3 separate regions of the Homo sapiens genome follow, and regions 1 and 2 are each linked to region 3. Evidence: read pairs that join two places in POLR2A ChIA-PET (ENCODE). Cell type or tissue: GM12878. All regions are shown on one strand. Each heading gives the region's core, and the rest is flanking DNA. Links, peaks and the distances in the headings are about the cores only. Region 1 overlaps ANKHD1-EIF4EBP3 (ANKHD1-EIF4EBP3 readthrough). Region 2 overlaps LOC101929719 (a long non-coding RNA gene). Region 3 has its middle 19 kb from the start of PFDN1.

What was found. Peaks named below come from ENCODE experiments on the same cell type or tissue, not always from the same donor. Only the 100,000 strongest peaks of a DNase experiment are listed, where the experiment ranks them.
Region 1: POLR2A ChIA-PET joins it to region 3 with 5 read pairs; 4 of 35 experiments call an interaction of 5 or more read pairs at or near these places.
Region 2: POLR2A ChIA-PET joins it to region 3 with 5 read pairs; 3 of 35 experiments call an interaction of 5 or more read pairs at or near these places.

What each region holds. Positions count from the first base shown.
Region 1 is chr5:140,486,773-140,491,252 of GRCh38, forward strand. It overlaps ANKHD1-EIF4EBP3 (ANKHD1-EIF4EBP3 readthrough), which reads left to right. Exons shown (of 36, transcript NM_020690.6): 14 at 186-288. It overlaps ANKHD1 (ankyrin repeat and KH domain containing 1), which reads left to right. Exons shown (of 34, transcript NM_017747.3): 14 at 186-288. Among named protein-coding and RNA genes, the nearest start is that of EIF4EBP3, 59 kb to the right of the region's middle. In GM12878, for the core only: no CTCF peak of the experiment used is centred there; no DNase peak of the experiment used is centred there.
Region 2 is chr5:140,164,866-140,169,345 of GRCh38, forward strand. It overlaps LOC101929719 (a long non-coding RNA gene), which reads left to right. Exons shown (of 5, transcript NR_130738.1): 3 at 2,500-2,608; 4 at 2,816-2,937; 5 at 3,772-3,920. Among named protein-coding and RNA genes, the nearest start is that of CYSTM1, 8.1 kb to the right of the region's middle. In GM12878, for the core only: no CTCF peak of the experiment used is centred there; no DNase peak of the experiment used is centred there.
Region 3 is chr5:140,319,796-140,324,275 of GRCh38, forward strand. No RefSeq gene overlaps it. Among named protein-coding and RNA genes, the nearest start is that of PFDN1, 19 kb to the left of the region's middle. RefSeq lists enhancers at 1,963-2,012, 2,043-2,112, 2,926-4,125. In GM12878, for the core only: no CTCF peak of the experiment used is centred there; a DNase peak (open chromatin) is centred at 2,240.

The sequences.
Region 1 (4,480 bases), core at 246-4,245, 170 kb after region 3:
CGACTGTCTAATCATTAGTCTCAAAAATTATTGCTTGGTGAAAGCTTTTTTTAAAAAAAGCTTCAGGAAACAAAAGTGCATTTGGTGGTATATGAAGATAACCTAAAACAGGATATCTGTTTCATTTATGGGCCTTTGTCTTATTCTTTGGTCTGAGATGATTTTTTTCTGAGTTGACTTTTTAGGTGCCACGTGTGCCAACGCATACACTTGCCATGGTTGTACCTCCCCAGGAACCTGACAGAACTTCACAGGAGAACTCTCCTGCCCTTTTAGGAGTGCAAAAAGGTTAGTTATTGAATTATTTTTCTTAAAATGGGTATTTTTTCACCTAATTGATAAATCCAGAAATGTACTTTAATGATACAGAGTTACTGTGTACCCATGGCTAATTGAGGTAGATAATTCTGACAAATGCAAATAGTCTTACTATCTAAAACCAAAAAGACGTGTTAGGAAAAATGACTTTTTATTATTTTCCTGTTAACATACTGATAGTTGTAGCTTTCATCTGGCACAGATGAAAACACTTAAGAAACAAGCCAAGTTCTTGATTATATTTAAGTAACCACAGTTTATCAGACATTCATTTTTCATTTGATAATTCTTTAGCTAACCAATAGTAAATGAAGAGTAAAAATGCATATTTGCTATCTAGTTAAGTCTTTGTAACATTGATTCAGTTAATGAGTGAGAAGTTTAAGAATTACATTCAGTTGCATTTATGCAATGCTGAATATAGTAGATTATCATCTGTCACTATGTGAACCTGGACAAATAACTATCAAAATAAAATGTGTACAAGTAATATCCAAATGACTATTAAGAAGGAGAGTATACTACTTAAAAAACTCAAGTTTATGAGCTCTGATATGTTTCTGCTGTCTTTATATTTGTAAATGAAATGTACCTTCATGTATAAATGTACCTTCACTTCATAATTATGTATAGTTGTAATATCTGAGTTTTCTGAAATAAAGAAAATAGTTAATATGTAGGATGTTTAAAACTATGTAAAAACAAACTTATGAACATCGTTCATTTAGTGTATGATAATCAAGTCCTAGATATTGAAATCACAATGAGGTATGTAAGTGTATATAAATATCTGTAACACTGATTTAAGAAAAGTTGGTGTGGGTTGACTGTTATAGCAGCAAACAGAAATTTCTTTCAAATTATGCCAATTTTAGTAATTTAAAGTATTGGGGGCCTTTACCAGGGCTAAACTATTAATTTCAGAGATGAAATATCTGTAGTCTCTCTGATTTAAGCTAATTCTAGCAGTTTTTCATGGAACACCTAGCTATTCAAAATTTTCCTGCTGTTTTTAATCTTAACAATTAAAAAGCAAATTAAACATGCATCTGTAAGTATCATAATCAGCTGATATTTAACCTTTAGTAAAATATTTAAAGCTAAATGCCTCTGTTTTTATTGTTTTCTTTGGGGGGGAGTTTATTTGGCTAAACCTTATAGAGGACTGTAGTAACTTTGGCTTTGGAAACTCAATACTAAATAAGAATCATTGGCCGGGCATGGTGGCTCACGCCTGTAATCCCAGCACTTTGAAAGGCTGAGGCTGGTGAATCATCTGAGGTCAGGAGTTCAAGACCAGCCTGGCCAACATGATGAAACCCCATCTCTACGAAAAATACAAAAAATTAGCCAGGTGTGTTGGTGGGTGCCTGTAATTCTAGCTAGTTGGGAGGCTGAGGCAGGAGAATCGCTTGAAGCCAGGAGGTGGAGGTTGCAGTGAGCTGAGTTGAGGCCATTGCATTCCAGCCTGGGCGACAAGAGCAAAACTCTGTCTCAAAAAAAAAAAAAATCATAAAAAAAAATATAGGCCACGTGTGGTGGCTCACGCTTGTAATCCCAACACTTTGGGAGGCTTAAGCAAGTCAATCACTTGAGTACAGGAGTTTGAGACGAGCCTGGCCGACATGGTGAAATCCCATCTCTACTAAAAATACAAAAATTAGCCGGGTGTGGTAGTGCACACCTGTAATTCCAGCTACTAGGGAAGCTGAGGCATGAGAATCACTTGAACCCGGGAGGCAGAGGTTGCAATAAGCCGAGATCTTGCCACTGCACTCCAGCCAGGGTGATGGAGTGAGACTCTCAGAAAAAAATTAGTGCCAGGCACAGGGGCTCACACCTATAATCCCCGCACTTTGGCAGGCCAGGTGGGCAAATTGCTTGAGCCCAGGAGTTCGAGACCAGCCTGGGCAACATGGCGAAACCCTGTCTAACAAAAAAATACAAAAGTTAGCCAGGAGTGGTGGCACAAGCCTGTAGTCCCTGCTGCTAGGGAGACTGTAGTGGGAGGATCACTTCAGCCTGGGAGACCAAGGCTGCAGTGAGTCATGAGTGTGCCATTGCACCCCAGTGTGGGCCACAGAGCGAGACCTTGTCTCCAAAAAAAAAAAAAACCAGAAAAAGAAAAAAAATTAGGCTATGTGCTGTGGCTCATACCTGTAATCCCAGTGCTTTGGGAGGCCGAGGCAGAATGATCGATCAGCCTGCCCAGCATAGGAGAACTTGTCTCTATTTAAAAAAATTTAAAAATTAGCCAGTCATGGTTGCCTGTGCCTGTAGTCCCAGCTACTCAGGAAGCTGAGGCAGAAAGATCACTTGCACCCAGGAGCTCCAGGCAGCAGTGAGCTATGATTGTACCACTGCACTCCAGCCTGGGCGACAGCCTCAAAATATAAATAAATAAATAAATAAATAACACAGATCCACAAAACAATCAAGAAATAAGCTAGATAGAGTGTATGCCAAGAGGAAATAAAAACATTTTAAATTTAGGTTTAATATGTAAATACTCTGAGATGTTTAGGTAGTGATTTTTTAAGTTTATACTCTAGTGAGTAACCATATTTTTGCTTACTGAAATATCTTGGATTATTTAGTTATTTTCTGCATTTTGATGTTTTATTACTTACTAAATAGTATAAACATGGACTACCTTTCTAAGGAATCATTTTACTAGATTATTAGGGTTATCCCTAATTAACATTTGTATTTAGATCACTTGGGCACTTGCTACTGCTATCAACCAAATGGCATTGGCAATCTAACAGTTACTTATGTAGGATCAAACTGCGATAGTGCATTGTGTTAAAATGTCATGTTAGTATAAATCATGCATATCATAGAATATTATGTTGCTATGAATTAGGAAAAATCATTTAATTATGGAAAAGAACACACTGAATTACCAGGATAGGAAAACCTATCTTAAATAAAGACTTAACTTTTTTTTTATACTTAAAGCTCCTTTTTCTTCTTAAAGCTTCTCTTTTATGTCTCTGGAAAAGCTCCCTTGAGTGATGAAATTGCTGTTTGACCTTTTTGTTTTTGTTTCTTCTAAGTCCATATATTCTGTGTCGTGTATGTGATTAGGGATGGACAAAGGGTTCTTATTCCCTAGGACTCTCTTTTCCTCTTCCAGCGATCATCTTTTCAGGTTCTTATAACATTTTACTCCTGTCTGTTTTTAGTAAATCTTTTTATTATTCATATCCTCATCCTTTTAAAAATGTATTAATGCCCATAAATCTTACCCAGGTGTTTGATATATGTTCTACTCAGATATTCTTTTCTTTCATGCCCCATGTGTACCATTTGTACAGGCTCCGTCCATCTTGATTCATAACCTCCCGATTTAGGCAACTTGATCTCACTTGTCTGTTGGTTTTCAAGGATTCAGGATTCTAGGTGGCATCTAACAGAGGCCTCAGAATCACGTCCATAAAATATGAAACTCAGAGTGACATGCTCAGTTTTCTAGCATTATTTAACTTTATTACCTGCAGTTACAAATATTCAGATGGGAAAGGATACATAAGTAATGTAAATCCGTTGCCTTGTTATAACTGGTTCTACAGAAAGATTCATTTTGATCTTTTGCAAGTTGTGTAACTTAGAATTAATCTGCTGCAAAGCATTTAAAATTATGTCAGGATAAACAAAACACATCTTTTGTGTATACCTCAAGCCCTCCTGAGGAGTAATTTCCTTTTCTCTGAAATTCTAGAGTACTTCATTGGATCTTCCTTCCAGTTCTTGTCACTTTTGCTTGCTCCCCTCCCCTTGGGACCTCAAGTGTAGAGGGTTGAGTTAATCATACTCAATTTCTGGTGCTTTATCACCATAACTTCTCTCTTGTTTCATTTATTCCCTTTTATTTCTCTTTCCATTCCCCTGCTTCCCCCATAGATAATCATTTCAATATTTGATGTGTATATTCTTTTGTTCTTATAAATTCTTATAAAATATTTATTTTTTATATGTATGTATATATGTGTGTGTGTGTATATATATATATATACACACACACACATATATATATATATATACACATATATATATATATATATATATTTTTTTTTTTTTTTTTTTTTGAGACAGGGTCTCACTTTGTCACCCAGGCTGGAGTACAGTGGCGCAGTCTCAGCTCACTGCAGCCCCAACC
Region 2 (4,480 bases), core at 369-4,368, 150 kb before region 3:
AATAACCAAAAACTGGAAATATCCCAAGTATCCATCAACAGGTGAACAGATAAATTGTGGTATATTCATACAATGGCTTACTACTCAGTAATAAAAAGGAACAAAGTAGTGGTAAGTGCTACAACATGAATACAACTCGAAAACTTTATACTGAAAGATGCCAGATAGAAGCATACATAGCATATTATTACATTTAAATGAAGTTCTAGAACAAACAAAACTATTTTGATTGGCTGGCCTTGAAAAGGTGACATTTGAGCAAGATCTGGATGTCAAGAGGGAGCCAGCTATGGCAAGATCGATGGGGAGCATTCCAGGCAAACAGCACTACAGGAACAGGATCAGGAAAGAGCTTGTTGAGCTTGGAAACAGTCAGCAGGCCACAGTGACTGCGTGAAGTAGGTGGGGCAGAGAATGGTGGGGGACAGGGTGGAGAGGTGGATGGGAGCCAGATCATGCCAAGCCTTATCAGCCCTGATAAAGTTGTGGAATTTGATATGAATAAAATGCAAATCCCTCATAGTTTTGTGGGGCGGAAACACATAAGCAAATAAAGGCAATTCAGGGTCATGGGTGATATATTTGGGGAGTGTACAGGGAAAGAGGAGTAGTAGGCATTAGGGACATCTGAGAAGGCTTCCCAGAGGAGGTGACATTTCGGCTGAGACTGGAAGAGTAGTAGAAGAGGGGAAAGGTCATTCTGGTGGAGGGTACTGTGCCTACAGAAGCTCAGAGACATGTAGCCTCAGGGAACATTCAGAGACCTCAGCATAATATAAGCCTAGTTGGAGTGTTCCCAACTAGGAGAGGGAGTGGCAGGAGATCTGAGGCTGAAGAGAGTGGCTTTGAATGCTTTGTCAGACTTGATCCTGCAGGGAATGGGAAACCCCTGCAGAATTTATAGTCAGGAAGTATCAGGGCCAGGTTGACACTTCAGATCAAGATCTCCAGATTGGCAGGCAGAGAGCAAGGCCACTGGTTCTAGTGTGAGATAATGGGGGACTGGGCCTGGGACTGAGCAGGGGTGGGCGGGGCAGGGAGTAGAGCCAAACTCTGCTAAGCAGTGACTAGGACTCTCCCGATTGAGGCAAAGCTCTCCAGATCTTGAGGCCCCAGAGGGCCATAAATACTTTCATGCGCATCTGTTCTCTTGGAGGGCTTGTCACACCTGAAGGCTCCTAGGCCCTGGCTCCCAGGGATTCAGAAGTGATAGGTCTAGGATGAAGCCCAGGAATCTGCATACATAAAAAGTGACACTCTCCACTCTGATGCGGGTGGACTCCATACCTTCCAGGCTGGGGAGGGGAGGGGGCAGGACAAGCACACTCTCATCTGGACTGTGGCTGAAGCAGCTCAGAGAATCGAAGGTAGCATCTAAAATAAGGACCTGGATGCACTGGGAACAAAGGTAGTGTGTGTCTCCACTGCTGCAGCTAAAGAATTGCAGTGGAGTGGCCCTGGTCATCATGCAGAAAAATGACTCCTGATCACCAGTCCAAGGAGCCACAGAAATAAGAGATGGGGCCATGATCGGACCATAGATCTGTCTTTTAACCTGTACCTTCTCCTAGGGTGCAGACAGGGAGGCAGGAAGGGGATTACTGGAGGCTGCAGTAAACTAGAGAACAAGCTCTGTGCAAAGGAAGCCTCTCTTACCATTCAGCATCTCAATGAATTAACCCTCACAACAGCTCTATGTGGTTGGTCCTATTATTATTCCCATTTCTTAGATGGGGAAACTGAGACTCAAAAAGGTGGAGTAAGTAGTGCTGGGTCCCAAGGTGAGGACATAGGGGAACCATGGCTGGAACACAGGCCTCTGGACACTCCGAATCATAGCATTGCCCTGTGTCCCCTTCAGTGGGAAAAGTCACTTCATCTCTTAATCTTAAATGATCTTCCAAGCAAGAGGAGGGGAGAGGAGGAGTATAAGCTTTCTTTGTCCCATCTTTTTCAGAAGGTATCTAAGTCCTTCCTGTGTGTGTCTTCCAAAGATACAGTACCAGGACCTAGAGAGGCTGAGATTTAGAGCCTCATGGTGCAAACTCAATTGTAGGGTCCTAGCCAGGACTACTTGCCTGTATCTTCTAAGAATCTCACAACAGTGCCACATGCCTCAGCTTTATCCAAGCAACAGAAGGAGGTGGTGGAGGTGGTGATGGCAGCAGCAGCAGCAGCAGCAGCAGTGGCAGCAAATCTGTCCCCAGTGCACTACAGTACTGTTTTGCTATGATGAAATACACATGGCATATGGCTACAAAGTTACTATCTTGAGAGTGGATAGAAATGGGATTTTTCATGTGCCAGATTTCACTTCCCTTTCTGAAACAATTCTTGTAGTAAACAGAGGTTTTCTGATCTTGCTAAGATCAAGAGGATGGGAATTCCTTTACACTTTTAAAGTAAGACCACTGTCTTGTAGAGTTTCAGTCTGTTGATGGTGCAAATGTTTTTTAAACATGGACGCTATTCTGTGTTCCTCCCTCTTTCCTTCCAAAGGCTACGACACAAAGAGGAGCTGCTAACACCAGATGACCAACTCCTTTCCAGTTACGGACCATCCCGGTGATGAGACCTCCATATGTTGTCTGATGGCCGCAGTTCCTTGGCAAGTGGGTGGGGAAAAGGAAAGTTGTGTTGAGTGTGGGAGGCCACAGGGTGGAGGAGGTTAGGAAGGACCAGAAAGCACATAGAATGTGACTTTAAGGAGGAGAATTTTTTTGAACCATGTCTTGTGTGCTGACAGCATAATGATCATTATTAGGGCCTCAGATGTAACATGAAGCCCACCCTGAAGTTAAATTTTCCTTTTCAGAGAAGCGTGGCCTGTCAGCCCAGCATCAGATGGTTCCATGCCAACCTCCTCCATGGCTAGGTGTTGGAGCGCCCCAGCTGCTGCCTCCCTGGTAGCTTTCATTAAAGGACTTTGCTTTTTTGGTAAATAAGGGCCCCATTTTTCTACCTTAGTCTTTGAAAATCAACCTGAGAAACACTTTGTGTAAGTACCACAGATGTATTTGCAGTTTTCTACACACATTTAGTTTCTGGGGTTTTTCGTTGTTTTTTGTTTGTTTGTTTTTTGAGATAGAGTTGCCCAGGCTGGAGTGCAGTGGCATGATCTTGGCTCACTGCAGCCTCCACCTCCCAGGTTCAAGTGATTCTCCTGCCTCAGCCTCCCGAGTAGCTGGCATTACAGTTGTGTACCACCACGTCCACCTAATTTTTTGTATTTTCAGTAGAGATGGTGTTTCACCATGTTGGCCAGGCTGGTCTTGAACTCCTGACCTCAAATGATCAACTGCCTTGGACTCCCAAAGTGCTGGGATTACAGGCATGAGCCACTGTGCCCGGCTGGCCAACTAGTTTCAAGGTTGCTATCTGGAATCCTACCTCCCCAGGCACCCTCCTGGTCACAGCATGACCTCTAACAGAGGGGCAGATCTGTAGCCTTAGTTGTACCCAGACAAATTTGGTTTGGCTTTCATGGTATTTTGAAATTGGTTTTCATGTCAAAATCCTGTTTGCTGGCTTCTCTTGAAAAATCAGAAAACTTGGCCACATTGAGTTATATTCCTGAATGTCAAGTGGCTGGATCTGAATGAGTAGTGCTCCCTTTGCACAGAGCATGTTATCTGATATGCCTCAGTCCCTACCACTTCCCACCATCCCCCGCAACCACACCCCAAGAGAAAATATGAGCTAAAAGGCAGATATAGATATAGGTGTTCTGGTCTTGACCCTACCACTCATTTCCTGTGGCTCCTTGAACAGGTGTCTACATCTCTTAGGAAGAAGAGAATAATGAGATGATGTATGCAGAGCACTGGCAGAAAGCCTAGCATAGAGGAATCTGAGGATTCGCCATGCATGCTTCCTGGTATATAGTACTAGTTCTTGTCAATGGCACAGAGACTTGAAGACTGTATATAAATGGACACACCTACTAGAATGTAAGCTTCATATGCACAAGGACTTTAAAAAATCTGTTTTGCTTATTTCTACATCCCCAGGGCCTAGAGCAGTCCCTGGCACATGGTAGGCCATAGGCCCTCAGTAAATGTGTTGAATGAATATGTGGATTTAATATTTCCCTGACTTATTTTCTTATGTCATGTGCTAAGTCATCGGTCCATTTTAAAAATATAAATGCAAATAGACTTATAAGCTGATTATTTCTAATTTATATGTGTTGAATTTATTTTCTTAATTACTGAAAAGATTAAAAAGCAGAAGGATGCTTCATAGTTGACGGAACTTCATTGCCATAGTCATTTGACTCACAGCCTGGGAGAAAAATGTATTCTTCTTCTAGGTTGATTTTCTAAGATCACTATCAGAAGGCCAGGCTACTTCAGGAATCAAGTCAAAATTAAAAACACATGCATTTATGTGATACCTCTTGAGAACGCAAGTTGCTGTACAAACACATTTAAAGCATTAAGTGCTCCCTGATGCCCTTTCCTCAGAAGTAGTACTTCCA
Region 3 (4,480 bases), core at 139-4,138:
GTTTGCTCAACTTGCAGGAGGGACTAAAATGGGTTGAGGCCTATCCTGTCCTGTTGGTCTCCAATAAGGAAGGGGAGGAAGTGGCTTACCTTCACTTCTGTCTGTCCTGTATCTGTGTAAACACCTACAAATAGGGACAAATGAATGAGTGCAAGCCCTGGACTCATCAAGTGATCTTATCCACTCCTGTGCCTTCCAGTGTTAGAGACTGGATAGTTGGTTGCAAAACACATTTCCTCTTTCTCATGGGTGCCCAGCTAGGCTACACTTCCCTACTTCTCTTATAGTTAGATGTGACCACATGATGAGATTTTATTGGTGGAATATGGATGGAAGTGATAGACTCTCCCATGTGTGGTCCTCCATGCCCTTATGCCCTTTCCCCATCACAGTGACCCTGGAAGCTGTGTAATATAAATGGCAGATGTCGGGTGCAGTGGCTCATGCCTGTAATCCCAGCATATTGGGAGGCCGAGGTGGGCAGATCACTGGAGGCCAGAAGTTCGAGAGCAGCCTGGCCAACACGGCGAAACCCCGTCTCTACTAAAAATATAAAAATTAGCCAAGTATGGTGGCACACACCTGTGATCCCAGCTACTCAGGAGGCTGAGGCACGAGAATCACTTGAACCCAGGAGGCAGAGGTTGCAGTGAGCTATGATCATACCACTGCACTCCAGTTTGGGCAATAGAGCTAGACCCTGTCTCAAAAAAAAAAAAAAAAAAAGATGGCAGACACAAAAGCTGGAAGGACCTGGTTCCTGAACCCCACTTGGAGAAGAGTTGCTCACTTATTAGGAACACCAGTTTGGGATTTTACCTGAGTGAGAAATAACCTACTGTGCTAGGCCATCGAGGCTGGGGAATTTTCTGTTAGAGCAGCTAGCATCATTCTTTTTTTTTTTTTTTTTTTTTTTTTTTTAAGACAGGGTCTCTTGGCTGGGGGCAGTGGCTCACGCCTGTAATCCTAACACTTTAGGAAGTCGAGGTGCACAGATCACCTGAGGTCAGGAGTTTGAGACCAGCCTGATCAACATGACAAAACCCCGTCTCTACTAAAAAATACAAAAATTAGCCAGGCATGGTGGCGTGCACCTGTAATACCAGCTACTTGGGAGGCTGAGGCAGGAGAATCTCTGGAACCCAGGATGCAGAGGTCACAGTGAGCTGAGATCATGTCACTGCACTCCAGCCTGGGTGACAGAGCGAGACTCTGTCTCAAATAAATTAATTAATTAATTAATTAATTCAGGGACTCACTCTGTTGCCCAGGATGGAGTGCAGTGGTGTGATCACGGCTCGCGGCAGGCTTGACCTCCTGCGGCTCAAGCGGTCCTCTCACCTCAGCCAGGACACCACAGGCACATGCCATCATACTCAGCTAATTTTTGTACTTTTTGTAGATACAAGGTTTCATTATGTTGCCCAGACTGCTCTCAAACTCCTGGTTTCCACCTGCCTCGGCCTCCCAAAGCGTTGGGATTACAGGAGTGAGTAACCATGCCTGGCCACCTTGATGATACACTTGCTTATTCTCTCCAGGCCAATGACCTCACTCAAGCCTGAGCCTTCCCCTGGGGTCCAGACTCAGCTCCACACCCATGCACTGGATATCCCTACTGACATGGTGGTCATGCCTTCAGACTTAGAGTGGCCAAAACTGGACTTGCTACTTTCACCCGCACCAGCTTCTCCTTCTCCAGTGTGGCCCATCTCAGTAAGATGGCACCACTTTCCACCCAGGCGTGCAAGCCTAAAACTCAGAGCCACCTTGGGCCCTTTTCCCTTTCTCTCATCCTCCACATATCTCCTCCATAGATCTTGAATTCATATCTTCTCTTCTTCTCCACTGCTGCTACCATCAGTGCCTAAATACCACCACAGTCTCCAGCTAACCCATCTCCCTGCTTGATTATAGCTACCCTTCAAGCCCATTCTCCAGCTGGAGTCATCCACCCCAAAACAGATCCAAGCATGCCACCCCTACCCACACTCACTTTAACACTCAGGGCTGGCTCCCTACCGCCCTGAGGATTCAGTTCAAGCTCCTTGGCACAGTCTCAAAGGCCTTGCATGATCTGGCCTGGCCTGTCTCTGCAGCCTCTTCCGCTGACCCCAAGCCAGCTGTGTACACTCTTGTCACACCAGTTAGGTTCCTCATTCACATCATCCTCCCTCTGCACTCTGGCTGTTCCCCTGGCCTAGAATACTTCAACCCCCATTCTTTACTTGCATCACAACTGCTCATCCTTCAGGCCTCAGCTTGATTTTCACTTCCTCCAAGAAGTGACCTCCCTGACCCTTGGACCAGGTCAGCCAACTTGGCACCTCCTATTGCCCAACACAACTCTCTTGACATTTGATTCTTGTGACTTAATTGTCTATTTTTCCTATTCAAGTGCAAGTTCCCGGAGGGCAGGGCCTCGGTCCTGTTCACCCTTGTGTTCTTAGCCTCCAGAAAAAAGGAGGAATCCCCGTATGTCTGTTAAATGAGTATGCGTGAGCAGTACACTCACTCAATAATTACCAACTTAGTGATATCCGTGCTATTCAATGACAGCAAACAGGTAATTCTGAGTTTGTCTGCCATCTGAGTCAAAGCAATTTGCCCCCATTTTTTTTTTTTTTTTGAGATGGAGTCTCTCCCTGTCGTCCTGGCTGGAGTGCAATGGTGGGATATCAGCTCACTGCAACCTCCGCCCCTCGAGTTCAAGCGATTCTCCTGCCTCAGCCTCCTGAGTAGCTGGAGTTACAGGTGCGCGCCACCACGCCCAGGTTAATTTTTTTTGTGTCTTTAGTAGAGACGGGGTTTCAACATGTTGCCCAGGCTGGTCTTGAACTCCTGACCTCATGATCCCCCCACCTCGGCCTCCCAAAGTGCTGGGATTACAGGTGTGAGCCACCAGGCCCGATCTGCCCCCATTTATTAATGAGGAGACAGATCCCCAAGGGAGCAAGTGATCTGCCCCAGGGAGGCAGGAGGTGAAGCAGTCACAGGGCTCTGGCAATGACCACACCACCCCTCTTCTCCCTCTGCTTCTAACTTTTCTTGTTTCTGAGGTCCAGGCGGAAATGTAATGTCATGACACATTGGGGGATTTCTTTCCTCCCCTACATTTTTCTGATGTGACTCCAGCTTGGGGGGTTGGGGGAACACAAGCCCCAGGAGGAGGGAGGCGGGTGGTGGGGAGGTTAGCAGTCACATTCCTCAGCAGCCTCTGTTTTCATAGCTCAGAGAAAGAAGAAAGAAGTTAGCAAGCTCTGGCAGACACACTGGGCATTCAGCTCCTGTTCTGGCAGCTGCAGGGGCTGGGCTGAGCACGCGCTCTGCCAAGGCCAGGGCGGCAGACACTCTCTCCAATCTCAGGCTGCCAAGATGAGGTGGAGGGGGTCAGGGCCTCTGTCTAAGATGGGGGTTCACAGAAAGAGACCCCTTCTTTCTGCTCAGGCTGGCAGCCAGTTGGCCATGAGCCATGTGTGGGAGAAGGGGAGCAGAGGGAGGCAGTGTCAGGGCCTCAGTGCAAATCCTTCCAGGTTGGAAGGCTGGTGTGGGCATCAGACAGCCCAGGGGGCTATCTCAGCTCCTCCTCCACCCTGGAGATGTTGGAGGGACAACCTCTAGGCAGATGTCCCCACCCGGCTGCTGGGGCCACTGCTGTCACATTCCAGAGGGGGCTGAGAGCCACAGAGCATGGATTGAGAACGAGCTCACCATGGAAACCAGGCTTCCTAGGAAAAGGTCACATATTTGATGTGGCTGTCATCCAGGCACCTTAAATGCCACACTGTTCCTGTTTTCTTGAGCACGCTGCCAGCAGAGAAGGCCTGAGACAATGGGGTTGGCAGTTGACCTGTTTGCCTGGTTTTAGACAGGCCCCTATCACGGTTTCCCCTTCTCAGCAAAACTCAGTGCTGTTTTTACATTGCCTGACCCCAACGTGTACCCATGTGGGCAGCCCTGCAGGCCAACCCTTGAGTCTGGCAAAGACCCACTGTGCCAAAAATCTAGAAAAGGAGGTGCAAACAAGACCCATGATGGTAAAAACTGGCAAAGCTTGTTAAGAATAGTAAAAGCTTTCGGGTATGAGTACTTACTCCATGCTGCCAGACACTGTGATAAATGCTTTACAGGCACTGTAATCTCCACAAAAAAAACCTTAATAAAAAAATTGAGGCTTTGAGAGGTTAAATAACTTATCTGAGATTATTATATAACCAGAAAATGGCATGACGAGGATTCAAACCCAGGCTTGTCTGATCTAGAGCCTGAAACTTTCACCTCTACTCTATTTCACTCATCCATTTATTCATGCACTCATTCATTTATTCAATTGTCCATCCATCCATGCATGCATCAAACATTTAGGGAAAGCCTCTGGTGTGCTGACACAGTGTGTAAAAGGACACACTCCACAACCTCCAAGAGTTCACAGTGGGAGAAATGGATGAGTAAACAATGACAATATGCGGTGTGATGAAAG